Linked DNA regions of Homo sapiens: region 2 is linked to region 1. Evidence: chromatin contacts called from ENCODE Hi-C or POLR2A ChIA-PET data. All regions are on one chromosome and are shown on one strand. The core of a region is the stretch at or near the end of the contact, and the rest is flanking DNA. Distances in the headings are between cores, read along the strand shown. Region 1 has its middle 36 kb from the start of MIR221. Region 2 holds the start of LINC02595 (long intergenic non-protein coding RNA 2595).

The links. Hi-C counts contacts between places; a loop is a spot of excess contacts on that map. ChIA-PET counts read pairs that join two places held with the same protein, here RNA polymerase II (POLR2A). Pooled maps may share reads with other maps.
Region 2: a pooled map shows a loop between it and region 1 (6-fold over the local background). The contact joins the promoter of LINC02595 here to the enhancer-like site in region 1. A Hi-C loop is called at or near these places in 2 of 37 single-sample maps with no recorded cell type and 10 of 50 pooled maps. POLR2A ChIA-PET finds 5 or more read pairs at or near these places in 5 of 52 experiments (A673, AG04449, activated CD4-positive, alpha-beta T cell and 2 more).

What each region holds. Positions count from the first base shown.
Region 1 is chrX:45,707,150-45,713,764 of GRCh38, forward strand. No RefSeq gene overlaps it. Among named protein-coding and RNA genes, the nearest start is that of MIR221, 36 kb to the right of the region's middle. RefSeq lists an enhancer at 2,973-3,072. Within about 2 kb of position 3,367, at least 6 of the 41 ENCODE cell types and tissues checked have a DNase peak (open chromatin) inside an H3K27ac peak, as active enhancers do.
Region 2 is chrX:45,847,915-45,854,529 of GRCh38, forward strand. LINC02595 (long intergenic non-protein coding RNA 2595) reads right to left here and starts at 3,576. Exons shown (of 3, transcript NR_125365.1): 1 at 3,440-3,576; 2 at 1,461-1,558; 3 at 160-299.

The DNA of each region.
Region 1 (6,615 bases), core at 2,117-4,616:
GTTTCCCAAAAATTTAAGCAGAATTATCATATGATCTAACAATTCTACTTCTAGGTGTCTACCCAAAAAAGTTAAAAACAGGGACTTGAACAGATATTTCCACACCAATATTCATAGCAGCATTATCTGTTTTTGTTTTTGTTTTTGTTTTGAGACGGAGTCTCACACTGTTGCCCAGGCTGGAGTGCAGTGGTACGATCTTGGCTCACTGCAACCTCTATCTCCTGGATTCAAGCGATTCTCCTGCCTCAGCCTTCTAGCTGGGACTAGAGGCGCACACCACCACACCCAGCTAATTTTTAAAAAATATTTTTGGTAGAGACGGGCTTTCAACACATTGGCCAGGCTGGTCTTGAACTTCTGAACTCAAGTGATCTGCCCACCTCGGCCTCCCAAAGTGCTGAGATTACAGGCCTGAGCCACCGTGCATGGCCTTCATAGCAGCATTATTTACAATAGACAAAAGGTGGGAACAACCCAAATGGATAAACAAAAATGTGGTATATACATACAATGGAATATTGTTTACCCTTAAAAAGAAATGAAATTCTAATACATGGATGAAGCTTAAAGATATTATGCTAAGTGAAATAAGCCAGATACAAAAGGACAAATACTGTATGATTCTACTCATATGATTATATTCATATGAGCACAGTCAAATTCATAGAGACAAAGTAAAATAGAGAATACCAGAGGCTGGGAGGAGTGGGGAAGAGGGAATTAATGTTTAATGGGCACAGAGTTTCTGTTTGGGTTGACGAAAAAGTTGTGGAGATAGATGGTAGTGATGGCTGCACAACAATGTGAATATATTTTTACATTGTGAATGCCACTGAATGATACATTTACAAATGGTTGAACTGGTAAATTGTATGTTATGTATGTTTTGCCACAATTAAAAACTTATCAAGAGTAGTTTTACAGTATGGAGATTTCTCAAAAGCTAAAAATAAAACTACTATTCTATCCAGCAATCCTACCCTTGGAATAACTACCCAGCCCCCTAAAAAAAAATCAATCTTTCAAAGAAATACCTGCACTCACATGTTTATTGCAGCAGTATTTACAATAGCAAAAATATGAGATTCAACTAAATGCCCTTCAGTGGTAAACTGGATGAAGGAAATGTGGTATACATACACAATGGAATATTATTTGGCCATAAAAAATGAAATCCCGTCATTTGCAGCAACATGGATGGAACTGGAGGTCATTATATTAAGTGAAATAAGCAAGGCACACAAAGACAAATATCACATGTTCTCACTTATATGTGGGAGCTAAAAAATCTGATCACGTGGAGGTAGAGGGTGGGAAGTTAGAGAATAGAGACTGGAACTGGAGGGGAGGGGGGAATGAAGAAAAGTTGGTTAATGTGTACAAATATACAGTTAGATAGAAGGAATAAATTCAGTGTTTGCTAGCAGAGTAAGGTGACTATAGTTAAACAAAAATTTGTTGTACCCAGGAGATGGACACCCTAAATACCCTGACTGATCATTACACATGATATACACATAACAAAATTTTCCATGTATAGCATAAATTTGTACAAACTACAAAAAGAGTAGTTTGAACAGTGCTTGCTTCTTTCTTCTCTTCATAAAACCTACAATGCAGAGAGAACATTTTTTAATATTTCTTGGTGAATAGCCATCCTCCTTTCTAAGTTTATTGGATCAGCTTCCAATATTTGTCCCTTGCATTTTCAATGTCATGAAATATCTCTGAGAGCTCTTTTAATGTGAAGTTTTTCACAAGTGTTCCTTCCTCTGGGATATATTCATCTCTTTCATCACAATCACTTTTTCATTTGTGTTCATAAGTTTGCTCTCACTAAGTTTCTCTGGCTGCATATCAAGAGCCTCTCAAAGAGCAGCAGTGTGTCCACATTGCCATGGTCAACTATTTCTTCTACAACTCCATTTACCTTTTATTAGAAGCCCATAAAGTTACTTGCATGGCATAGGAAAAGTTCCTTCCATACTGCGGGCATACTACTTGTTGTTACTTCCTGCCATGATGCTTGAATGTGTTCAAGTACGTCCCTTATGTCATATTTCTTTCAAAACTCAGCTAAAAAAATGGCATGATTTCTAGTTAGAGCATTCCTAGTCTGTCTGAAAGTACATCTAATAGGCTTTCAAATTTGAAATAACTGCGTGGTCCATTGGATGGATTAATGAGGTTGTGTTGGGTGTAAAAAGCAAATTTTCACATTTCCATTTAAGAGAATCAGGTTGACCTGGAGTGTTATCCAACAGTAGTAGTACTTTAGAAGTTCAATTATTTTGCCTAAAGTATCTCTCTACCACTGGGAGACAAAGAGGCAACACAGCTACAGGCTTTGCTTTCCTTGTGTGAACTGAGTAACAGATGCACAGTGACCAATCACTGAATGATTTTGAAAGAAGTAATGCGATTGGTCACTGATTATGATGAACATTTGTCACTTACATAGCCATTTGTGGCCTGGAGAGCTAGCAGTGAAATTTGCAGCAGTTACTCACAATTAATATGCTGTGGTGACTAAAATTTGAACTGTTTTGTTGGGAACCTGGTGTTAAATAAACCATGGTAATCAAAATTCATGCATATCAAAACAATGCAAAGTGAGAATTATCTGCATTATGTATTTCTTTGCTTATTATGTTTCCCCTATGAGAATGTAAGCTACATGGGATGCAGACTTAGCCTATTTTGTTTACAGTGATATTCACAATGCCTAGAACAAAGTGTAGCACATAGTAGGGGCTCAATAAATACTCGTAGACAAGAAGAAAGGAAAAGAAAGAGAATGGAAGACAGGAAGGAAGAGAGACAGATGTAAAAATTATCTAGCTAGATCAACTTTCGCGTGAAGATGGTGCCCAGAGAAATGAAATCACTTTCCCAAAGGTACCCTGCACTTCAAGACTTCTGATTTGGGGTTTGAAATGTACCCTCTAACCCACATTGTTCCTCTCTCTCTCTCTCCCTGTCCATGCCTTTCAGTTTATGCATTCACATGAAGATGTGAGTAATAAAGTGGTAGAGGCCTTAATCACTTGACCTTTGAGGAAGGATAAGAGCTTTACTCCAGAAGGCCACAGCCCTGTGGTGGTGATGGTGGGGGTGACATTAGGGCCTTCCCAGACTCCCTAGTATCAGACCACAGAGGCTGCTAATTCTTAGTTTATGTCAAGCTATTTGCATTTTCTTTCCTAAATGTCCTTGTGTGGTGCTACTGTCAGAGTGTACAGGATGCTGGGGTTTTTCTGCTTGTAACTCACTGCCCTGAAGTTGGGTTTCTAATTTACTCAAGGGGCTCCAGTGTCTCAGAGCAGATGGGGCAGCCTGGCCAACGGGGAGAGGAAAAGGCTGATCGGATGAAGAACTTCTGTTTCTGTGACTAAGGACTTAGTCAGCTACCTGGTTTAGGATGTACTATTTGTCAGTAAGTGGATCAGGAGGAAGCAGCACTCATTCTGGCTAGAGTAATGGTTTTCAGTGCATTTTTTACTCATGAAATTCAAAAAGAACAGGGTGCCAGTTCAACCTTGTGGTTGAGGTTATGAATGAGAAAGGAAGCTTAAATTACCCAGAGAGGCTGTCCCCTTAGTCACAGTTTCAGAGCATTCCAGACTCCTGTGTCAATTAAACCATATTGAACTTCAATAAAATACCAAAAAGGCAAATAATGGTCTTTTTGGAGAGCTCCCTTTTGCCCTACCCTTTTGATTGCGCTCTGTCTCTCTCCCCCATCTCTCCACCTCCTCTCTCCTTTCTCCCTCCCTCTCTCCCTCTCTCTCTTTCCTTTTTTCTTTCTTTCTTTCTTTTCTCTCTCTCTCTCCCTCCTTTCTTTCTTTCTTTCTTTCTTTCTTTCTTTCTTTCTTTCTTTCTTTCTTTCTTTCCATTCTTTCCATTCTTTCTTTTCTTCCTTCCTTTCCTTTTGTGGAAAAAGTAGCCGTTCTTTATAAGAATAAAATCACGTAAGTAATTAATTGGAAATGACCTTAGCTGATCTAAAGATTCTAAATCCAAGCTCTGTGTAAACAACTGATATATGTTTTCTTTCATTTTCAGATCCTTTGCCTTTTCACTTTCTCCCTCCATCTTCCTCCCTCTCTCTTGTACCCTCAGATCGCCACGCTTTGGACCTCCCACGAATGGTTTGAACCTGAGGCATGAATTGAGCTTGACTCCCTTGAGGGAGAGTTGCGAGAGGTCAGTGGTGCCTGAACCTTTTCTTGTTAGATACTCTTACAGAAGTTTTGATGAAAAGAATGAGTTGGCCAGAATTAGTCTTGGTTTGGTACATTTCCAATATCTGTGCTTTTCCTGGTTGTCATTAGCATAAATATTTGAGAGTCAACACTGAAAGAATTTGAAAAACGTATTGACTGAAGATTTTTGTCACAAACACTCCATTTCAACTGGCATCTTTCACTCTTTGAAAGGTCTCTCATTTTAAATACCACTTTCTTCTTTTGTCCTATTGAATTTCAATTATGTGCAAAGCCTTTTGGGGAGACACAAAGATGGATAGGACACAGTTCTTACCCTTACTACCAAAAACCATGCAGGGAGATAAGAGTCAGGTTGGCAAAAAGCTAAACAAACACAAGGCTAAACTAATAGTTAAAAAACTCAAAACAAGAAAGGGTCCATGGAGGCCCTGTTTAATTTTCAGTTTACCTCTACAGGCAGAAAATATCAAAGGAGGTCTGAGGAAAAAGGAATGCCTTGGGGGTTGTGGTAAGGCCAGGATGGAAAGAGGAGTTCAGATCAGAGATGCGTCTGGAAAAATTTGGAAGGCAGAGTTGCAGGGGAAGGTATTTTAGGGGGAAATTATTTGGGCAAACAGGGCCACCATGTGCAGTTGTGCAGGTTGTGCAGGCTATGCAATATACAACTATAGGGGTTGCCATTCACATCAAAATCTCTGTGTAGAAAACAATCTCTGTGGCCACTGGTGGCAACCCTGGGACAAAAGTCTAAGAGATATACAGTGCAAAGCCTCCGTGGACATAAGAAGTAGACTTGTTACCATGATGTAAGCCCTGAGAGGGCAGGGACTGAGCCTTATCTTTGGATCTTCAGAGCTTTGCAGTGTCTGGCACATATTAGGTATATGAGACATGTTTCCCAAATAAATGAACTCAATCTTGCCCAATCCCCACCAGCTGGTTGTATGAATGAGGGTGAGGTCACAGAATGGGGATAACTCAGATTTCTTTGACAACTCTGGATAATGTTGGGCCTCAGCACCAAAAGTGGCCCCCTCCCAAATCATTCTAGTTACTTCCAGGATCTTACAGAGAGTTTAATCTGTGTTTCCGTACTGTACTCTCTTTTTCTTCCATTCTGGTCTTTATCCAATGTTTTGAGAGGGACAGCACTTCAGTCATGCCCACTCTGCAGACCACCACCTTCTCTGTGAGTACAGTGTACCTTCCTAGGTGCTTTTCTCCGTGTCCGCAAAGCTGCTACAATGGAGACCATGATGGTGTCATGGTCCCTTCTGACCTCTGGGATTGAAGCCTTATTGATACTACAGAGAACTGTGGAGAATGGCCTTTTGCCCTCCATGGTCATACACATGGAAATGAGGCTGTGTCATGTTTCTCATGTCTGATACAGCCCTCCTTAAAACAATGTCTTCAGCTTCTTCCTGCCTCAACACTGAGCAAAAGATGAACACTATGCAGCTCTTTCTACCCTCCACCCCTATGTTTCTACTTTTGCAAAAGGAAACACAATGAAAAGCATGGGGCGTGTATGGGAACATGGAATATTTTAGTTTGGATGAAGCAAGAGGTATATACAAGTGAGAGTGGGCAAAAGCTGGCCCCAGTGGAGACTGAGTCAAACAGTGAGGATGGATGCATGCAAACCCATAAACACTAGTGGAAAATCATCTAAAAGCTATTTGAGGGGGAGCCACATTTTTAAGTATGAAGAAAAATATTATTATGACTGATGCTATGAACTTAGTGTGGCCCCACCAAAATCATACATTGAAGCCCTACTCCCCAGTGGGATGGTATTTGGAAGAGGGGTCTTTGGGAGGTAATTAGGTATTGGGGGGGGGTGGAGCCCTTGTGAATGGGATTAGTGCCCGTATAAGACGAGATATGAAATTGAGATCCCTCTCTTAACCATCTGAAGATACAATAAGAAGGTAGTCTTCTGCAACCCAGGAAGAGAGCCCTAACCAGAACCCATCCACGCTGGCACCCTGATATTGGACTTTCAGCCTTGAGAAGTGTGAGAAAGTAAGTGTTTGTTGTTTAAGCCACCCAGTCTGTGGTATTCTGTTATAGCAGTTCAAGTTGACTAAGACAGCTGGTTAAAGATATAACAAAAGTCTAAGCAGAATCGGACAGTGGAGTTACACAAACCTAGGTTTGGGTCTCAGTGACCTTGGTTAAATCATTTAACCTCAGGGACTCTTAGTTTCCTTATCTGTAAAATAGTCATACTACCCATCTCTCAGGTTCTTTTATAAGAATAGTGCTTATGAAATGCTTAGTACAAAACCTGGCACATAGTAAATATCCAATAAAATGGCCACCAAAAACTAGTGTATTGTAAGGCATTCTCACTTCTAAGGTAATGTTTCATCAGGCC
Region 2 (6,615 bases), core at 2,326-4,825, 140 kb after region 1:
CAACAACAACAACAACAACAACAACAAAAAAACATACCAATAGCTATGGCCTACCATTCCCAGGAAAGAAAGTAAAAGCCCACAAAGGTAAATATTTTCTTCCCTTTGGCGTCTTCTGCCCTTCATTATAAAGAGTTGCTCAGTTGTTGAAAAAGGATCTTAATATGCAAAACTTTACATTTTAGTGAGAATCAAAGGCAAATTCTTTTGAACTGTGTCACAACGAATAACATTACAAACATGTCTCTCATCAGCACATAACTCGTCCTTATTTTAGTCAAGCAGGCAAATTAGTGGGCCTGTAAAAACAGCAAGGTAGTAGGAGAAAAATCATCAGAAGGTTAATAGCAGAAGGGCTTGGTTTAAAAGAAGCCTCCTAATGCATCTGTATTCTGATCGGTGTTACGTCAATTCAACAGTGAGATGCAGTTTTATTAAAAGCTGATACTTGGCTGGGTGCAGTGGCTCATGCCTGTAGTCCTAACACTGTGGGAGGCCAGGGCAGGCAGATCGCTTGAGCCCAGGAGTTAAAGACCAGCCTGGACAATATGGCAAAACCCTGTCTCTACAAAAAATACAAAAACAACCCCGGCGTGTTGTGGGAGGTTGTAGTGAGATGGAGATGTAGGAGATGTAGGATGTAGGAGATGGAGGTTGTAGTGAGCTGAGATCCTGCCACTGCCCTCCACCTGGGTAACAAAGCCAAACCCTGTCACCAAAAAAAAAAAAAAAAAAAAAAAAAAATTTTTTTTTTTTTTTGAGACGAAGTCTCACTCTGTTACCCAGGCTGGAGTGCAGTGGCGCGATCTTGGCTCACTCCAAGCTCCACCTCCCGGGTTCACGCCATTCTCCTGCCTCAGCCTCCCGAGTAGCTGGGACTACAGGCGCCCGCCACCACGCCCGGCTAATTTTTTGTATTTTTAGTAGAGACGGGGTTTCACCGTGTTAGCCAGGATGGTCTCGATCTCCTGACCTCGTGATCCGCCCGCCTCGGCCTCCCAAAGTGCTGGGATTACAGGCGTGAGCCACCACACCCAGCCAAAAAATAAAAAAAATTTTTAAGCTGATATTGTTATTGGTTCATGCAGGTGACTCTGTTAACATTATCTCAAATGAAATTATTCAGAACAATTGGCAGTTTTATGTAGTTTCAGGAAAAGTGTTTTGAAAAGCAGATATCAAACAACTGGTTAAATGCAAAGCCACATGGTCACAATGGAAAAACAACTCTTTTAGAACAGTAAAAAGTCATGTAATATAATGACATGCAGAATTTTTATTTAAATACATTGTCAGAAATAGATTAGACCCTGCTTCTCCTCGGAGGTTACCTCAAAATACATTTCACTTCATAGAAATTTATATAAGTGTCAAAATATTGAACATAAGAGCAAATGGGTTAGTACTACTGGAATGCAATAATTATAAAGCTAGATAGGTGGATTAATTGTCCTACATACCTGTGGTTTTTCAGATTCCTGTGCTTGCTTACTCATGTACATTTGACTCTTTCAGAAACCACTTCTGGAAGCTCCCGGTCTGGCTTCTACACTGCCACCTGTAGACATAAAAGAGAAATAAATCATGTATTATTCGTCAACAATGCATCTTTTCTAGGCATCTAACGGGGACATCTGGGGAAAAAGTGGCAAAACATTTGCTCCAAAAGACAAAAATGTTCTTTCTCCTCTGTGTTGAAAATTCCTAAGGCGTCCTTCTCCCCAATGGTATGATAAATTATTTGATTAGAAATTGAAACATATGTAAGTCTCAGATCATCAACTATACACCACTCTGAGCCGATCATTAAAGAGATGGAGTCGCAGAACTCAACTTACAGCCATTTCAAGACCTGTCGTTTAAAATTAAAAGAAAACTTCACCGCTTTGTTCATCTGTAATTCAGAATTCTGTAAATTGACACAAAGAAAGATCAGGGGCGATTCAGGCTAAGGTTACTTTACCACAAGGTTGTAAGATGTCTATTTAAAATAACAGTAATTCTAACCTGAACTACAGTTTTGTCCAATCCAAACAGCAGTTTGGTGGGGTATTTTCATCAAAATGCCCTATCCTTGATTTGAATATGAATGACTGCGGAAGGGTCTTTCTGAAACCCCACGGATTTTAATACAGGTAGGTCCTTTTTCCAAAAAAAAAAAAAAAAAAAAGTCAGGAAATGAACAAACAGGAATAAAAATTCATGAACAACTATCGGCAAATCCAAGCAGCCATGAGACGTGCGAGTGTGTGTGTGTGTGTGTGTGTGTGTGTGTGTGTGTGTGAGAGAGAGAGAGAGAGAGAGACAGAGACAGAGAGAGAGAGAGAGAGAAAGAGACAGAGAGAGACCGACCGACAGACACACACTGAGATTTCTGGAGTTAATTGCGAATAACCGCGCCGCGAAGCTTTTTTACCTCCTCCAAGTCCCACAGTCTACCTAGGACAAGTAAGCCCGGCTCCAGCACCTTAAGCCAAAGACACAAGCACCACCACCTCCACCCCCACTACCTAGGCGAGACAGCGCCAAAAGCCACCGAGCGTGCACGCCAGCCAGGCCCGCTACCCCGCAAACCCGGGAGCTTCTTTATCCCCAGCAGAGATCCGCCCCACTTACCAGTAATTTACTTTAACGCCTCGAAAGCATGATTTGGTTTACGGAATTGCAGCAAATAAAAGAAAATCAAGTCTCCTTGAGACACTGTCCTCCTCCTCCCTAGGACGCACATTCACACGGAACACTCTCCTTTCGCTCTCAACCCCGAACACGCTCTGGACTATCCCAAGAGGGTCTTTGGGGACCCGCCAGAGATCGATACTGCTCCCACGTGCCTCCATTAAACCCTTGTCCAAACATGCACAAGGCGCCAAGGGCATGTGCAGAATCAGCCCTCAGAGTAAGTTCAGCAAACCCATTCCCTACCCCCGAAAGCGCGAGGGAGCACCCTGACGCAAGCGCCGGCCCCGGCAGACAATACTCAAGCAACTCCAGCCTTCCGCGCACACGCCCCGACCGGTCCAGCCACCACTCTCTCCTCCCATGGTCCCTACAGTCTTCGGGCCGGGAGCAGGGGGCGTCCTGATGGTTGCTGGGTGTGGACTGTGAAGAGAAGGGCAACCTGCACACGCCACCGATACTGCGGGGCGGGTAGGAGATCGCAGTTTTCCAAAGCCCCACCGGTGTGCCCAGCTCCTCAGAAGGGGTGGGGTGGGGACAGTGGAACCGAGGGAGTGAACCCTAAGGGAGGCAGCTTTTCTGCACCTCTTTCCCACCTACCACAGCGCGCGCGCAGAAGCGCGCCCACCACGGGGCCGTGCACCTTCCTTCTGCCCCTGGACCTACCCAGCCCTCGCCCCCAAGCGCAGTGGCCTGGAAGAGCGGGCGTCCGGCCCGCGGTGGCCGGGGGAGCGGGCAGAGCGCCGCGCTCGGGGGTGCCCACCTGCGCGCAGGGTCGTCGCTGCTGCCGGTGCACCCGCCGCTGTTGCAGTCTCCAGCTGCAGGAGGAAGAGGCGCGGCGGCTGAGCCCCCGGACTCCACGCGCCTACTCGCGCCCCGGAGCGGTGGTCCTCATTTCCCTTCGTCCCGGCTGGCGAGCCACCCACCTCGCCCGCAGGTTCTGCCAGTCCCGCGGCCCGCCAGAGCCCAAGCTATCCTCTCCGCCCCTTTCCCGCCGCCCCGCGCTGCGCTGCGCTCCGCCCCCTGCCCGCCCATCCCCGCCGGGGCCCAGCCGGGGGCTGCGGGCGCCGCGCCTCGTGCCGCAGATTTCGGGTTCTTGGGTCTGTGGCGGTAGAAAGGGGATGGGGGGGACCAGGGGTGCGGCCCTGGGGTCCGCCCCCAACCCCGCTCTCCCAACCGGTTCCCCACTCCTGGGGCCCGCGGCGGCCGCCCGCGGCTAAGGGTGTGGGAACCGTGCACTCTGCCCCCGCTCTTCCGGCGTCTCCCCGCATGGCACCTTCCGTGGCCCAGAGGGTGCCTCGTGTCTTAGGGGGAGGGGGGTTGGTGAAGCAAGGTGGAGTGAGCCTGAGAGTGGAAGCGAAGAAATTACCATGTGAATTGCCAGGGGATGCAAGTTGCTGCCTGTGCCCTGTTTCTTCTACATTAACTACCTGGATGTGCTGCTTCCCTTGCTACAACCGCAGTAATATTCAGAAGCTTGAATATAAGATTTCCAAGTTAATTGGCTGTAGGGTGGTTGGGTTTTTTTTTTTTTAATGTAATGATGGCAGAAGACAACAGATTCACTCTTTTTAAAAAGTTACTTTACATATATGTACAATATATAAAGCCATATTTCTAATTTAAAAAATAGCAAAATGTAAATAACAGAACAGCTGTGTTTTACAGAAACAAATCCAGTGTGTATGTGTTATTTAAACCCACGGTAATTATATTAATTGGTTCGTTTTAAAGTGTATTTTAGGTATTTCTTAAAACGGACTCAGAATTTAGGGATTAGGAACCCCTGAGTTTTAATTTGGCTTTTTGTCATAGTTCTAAAATGTCAATTTCATGGAAATTACTAAATGAGGTTGTTTAGAAAAATGGGTTCTTTTTCTTCCAGGTTGGCAGCATTTTCAGATCTGGCAAAGGACAGAATTTTTTTTAAAGCCAAGAGATAATAAAATTCTCATTCATTTTCTGATGAGGGAATATCTGGTCTGGTAGCTTTTTCTTTGTTTCTCTCTTTGAGGCAAACTTCTTTTCTGTTTCTTCTTACACGTTTTTCTTCCAAAATTTCTCCTAAGTATAGGCAAAGTTATGGAAGCCGTGATTTTTGAGCCTTTGTTTTCTTAAAAGAGATGGAAAATTAATTATAATTCATTATCAATATCTATCCCAGGCTCATGATACTACATTTCACATTGATTAACCCTGTTTTTCAACTCTGCTTTTAGTAATTTCACCTAACACTTGAGAACCAAGAGTTTTTTAAGTTTCATCCTTATAAGAATGAAAGGCACACTTTAATTAACATTTTGAACCAAAATTAAATTCATTAAATTCACTAATGGAAAGTACGTTAGTACAGTATGTGTTGCTGGGTAAATGAGGACAATGTGGATGATAAACAGTTCTGAAGAAAAGACTCTGAAGCAAAGAAAACAATCCTTAGAAAAACTGATGATCCCCTTTTCAAGGAAAGGATGACAAATGCCAGTAATTATGCAAAGAATGACTCCTGCCTCTCTTTGCTTTGGTTTTGTGGCTAGGCCTGCATTTATCTCTCTTGATCATCATAATAAAAGTAAAGTAATTCAGCATTCCGGTGACACTGCTTAGTAAATTAGCAATTTGAAAATGCTTTTATTACCTAATTAATCCAAGCAAATGCCTTCGATAAATCCAGTTTTACTCTTAACATTTTTTGTGCCTCCAGAGAAACACTTGCATGAAATAAAAACAGCTAAGGCAAGCTCTAAAACAATTGCTAGCCAGATTCCTTGGGTGTGTGAGTGCAGCAATAGAGTTGATATTAAGTGACCTTTGGGTCTTAAATTATATATCAGATATTGGTTCTGAGTTGCTCACTGGCATCTTCTTGAGTGAGTTTCTGTGTGTTTGCTTTGCCGTTTATTCCCCAGAAGCATGCTTCATTTCTTCCTTTCTGCCTTACTGAATCTACCTTAGTCTAAATTATGTTCATTGAACTCTCACCAAAAAATCAGACCCTAATCCATAGCCCACTTGACAATCATCTTTGTCCTTCAAGTTTAGTCTCTTTTGAGGTCTTTGGTAAGAATCCAGCATGATTAAACATCCAAAATTGGAAAGAGTACTTCATTAGGCATGGTTCTAACTAAGAGATAACAACCAGATTTCTCAAAACAAAAGGGTGTGCCATTTGAATAAAAAGAAGAAAGAAATAAAAACAGCAAATCCATTTTGTTCAGGTCAAAACTAAGCCAACAAAATCACAATTGAAATCCTTTCTAAGCCTGAATTGTGCTACGAGATATGTAAAAAGTACAATTAAAATACACTACAAATCCTTTGCTCCACTGACCAAACACCATTATGCTTCACATTTCCCTTTTAGTTCCCGTGCTATTGAGTTTTTTTCACTGATCTTTAAATAAGAAAGTGCTCTGGACACTCCCATTATCCCCAAGGAATTCTGTGTCACCCTCCATTTGGTTTCAAAAGTTCTCTTGAAATGTCTGTGACATTGATGAGGACAGATCTGAACATCCCATGTAGACCTGTGGAAAGGGAGCTCCATGACTAGTCTACATTCAAGACAGTGGGATTAAAACAAAACATGAGTTTTGTTCTAGCAGTTTAATCCAATTGGCATCTCCCATTCTGATGCTCACTGCAGCGAAAGGTTTTATAATGTGTGTTTTTCCCTCTTGAGAAATTTTCTCTTGATAATTATTTTAATAATTTTTTGTTCGTTTACTCTTTGAGTTGTGAGCCTGAACATAATGCACAGTCTTCTCTCTTTTCTTTCCTGTGATAACTGATAATTGATTTAAGGGGAAAAGGGACACAATGAGACAACACTTTTGCCAGTTTTTTCTTCTGGCTCTAAGAAAAGCATGAATTAGCTTTCTTTACTTTGGTTGATTGGATTGAGTGGCATCATTGATTCAAATTTGCAGAATGTCAGTTGCT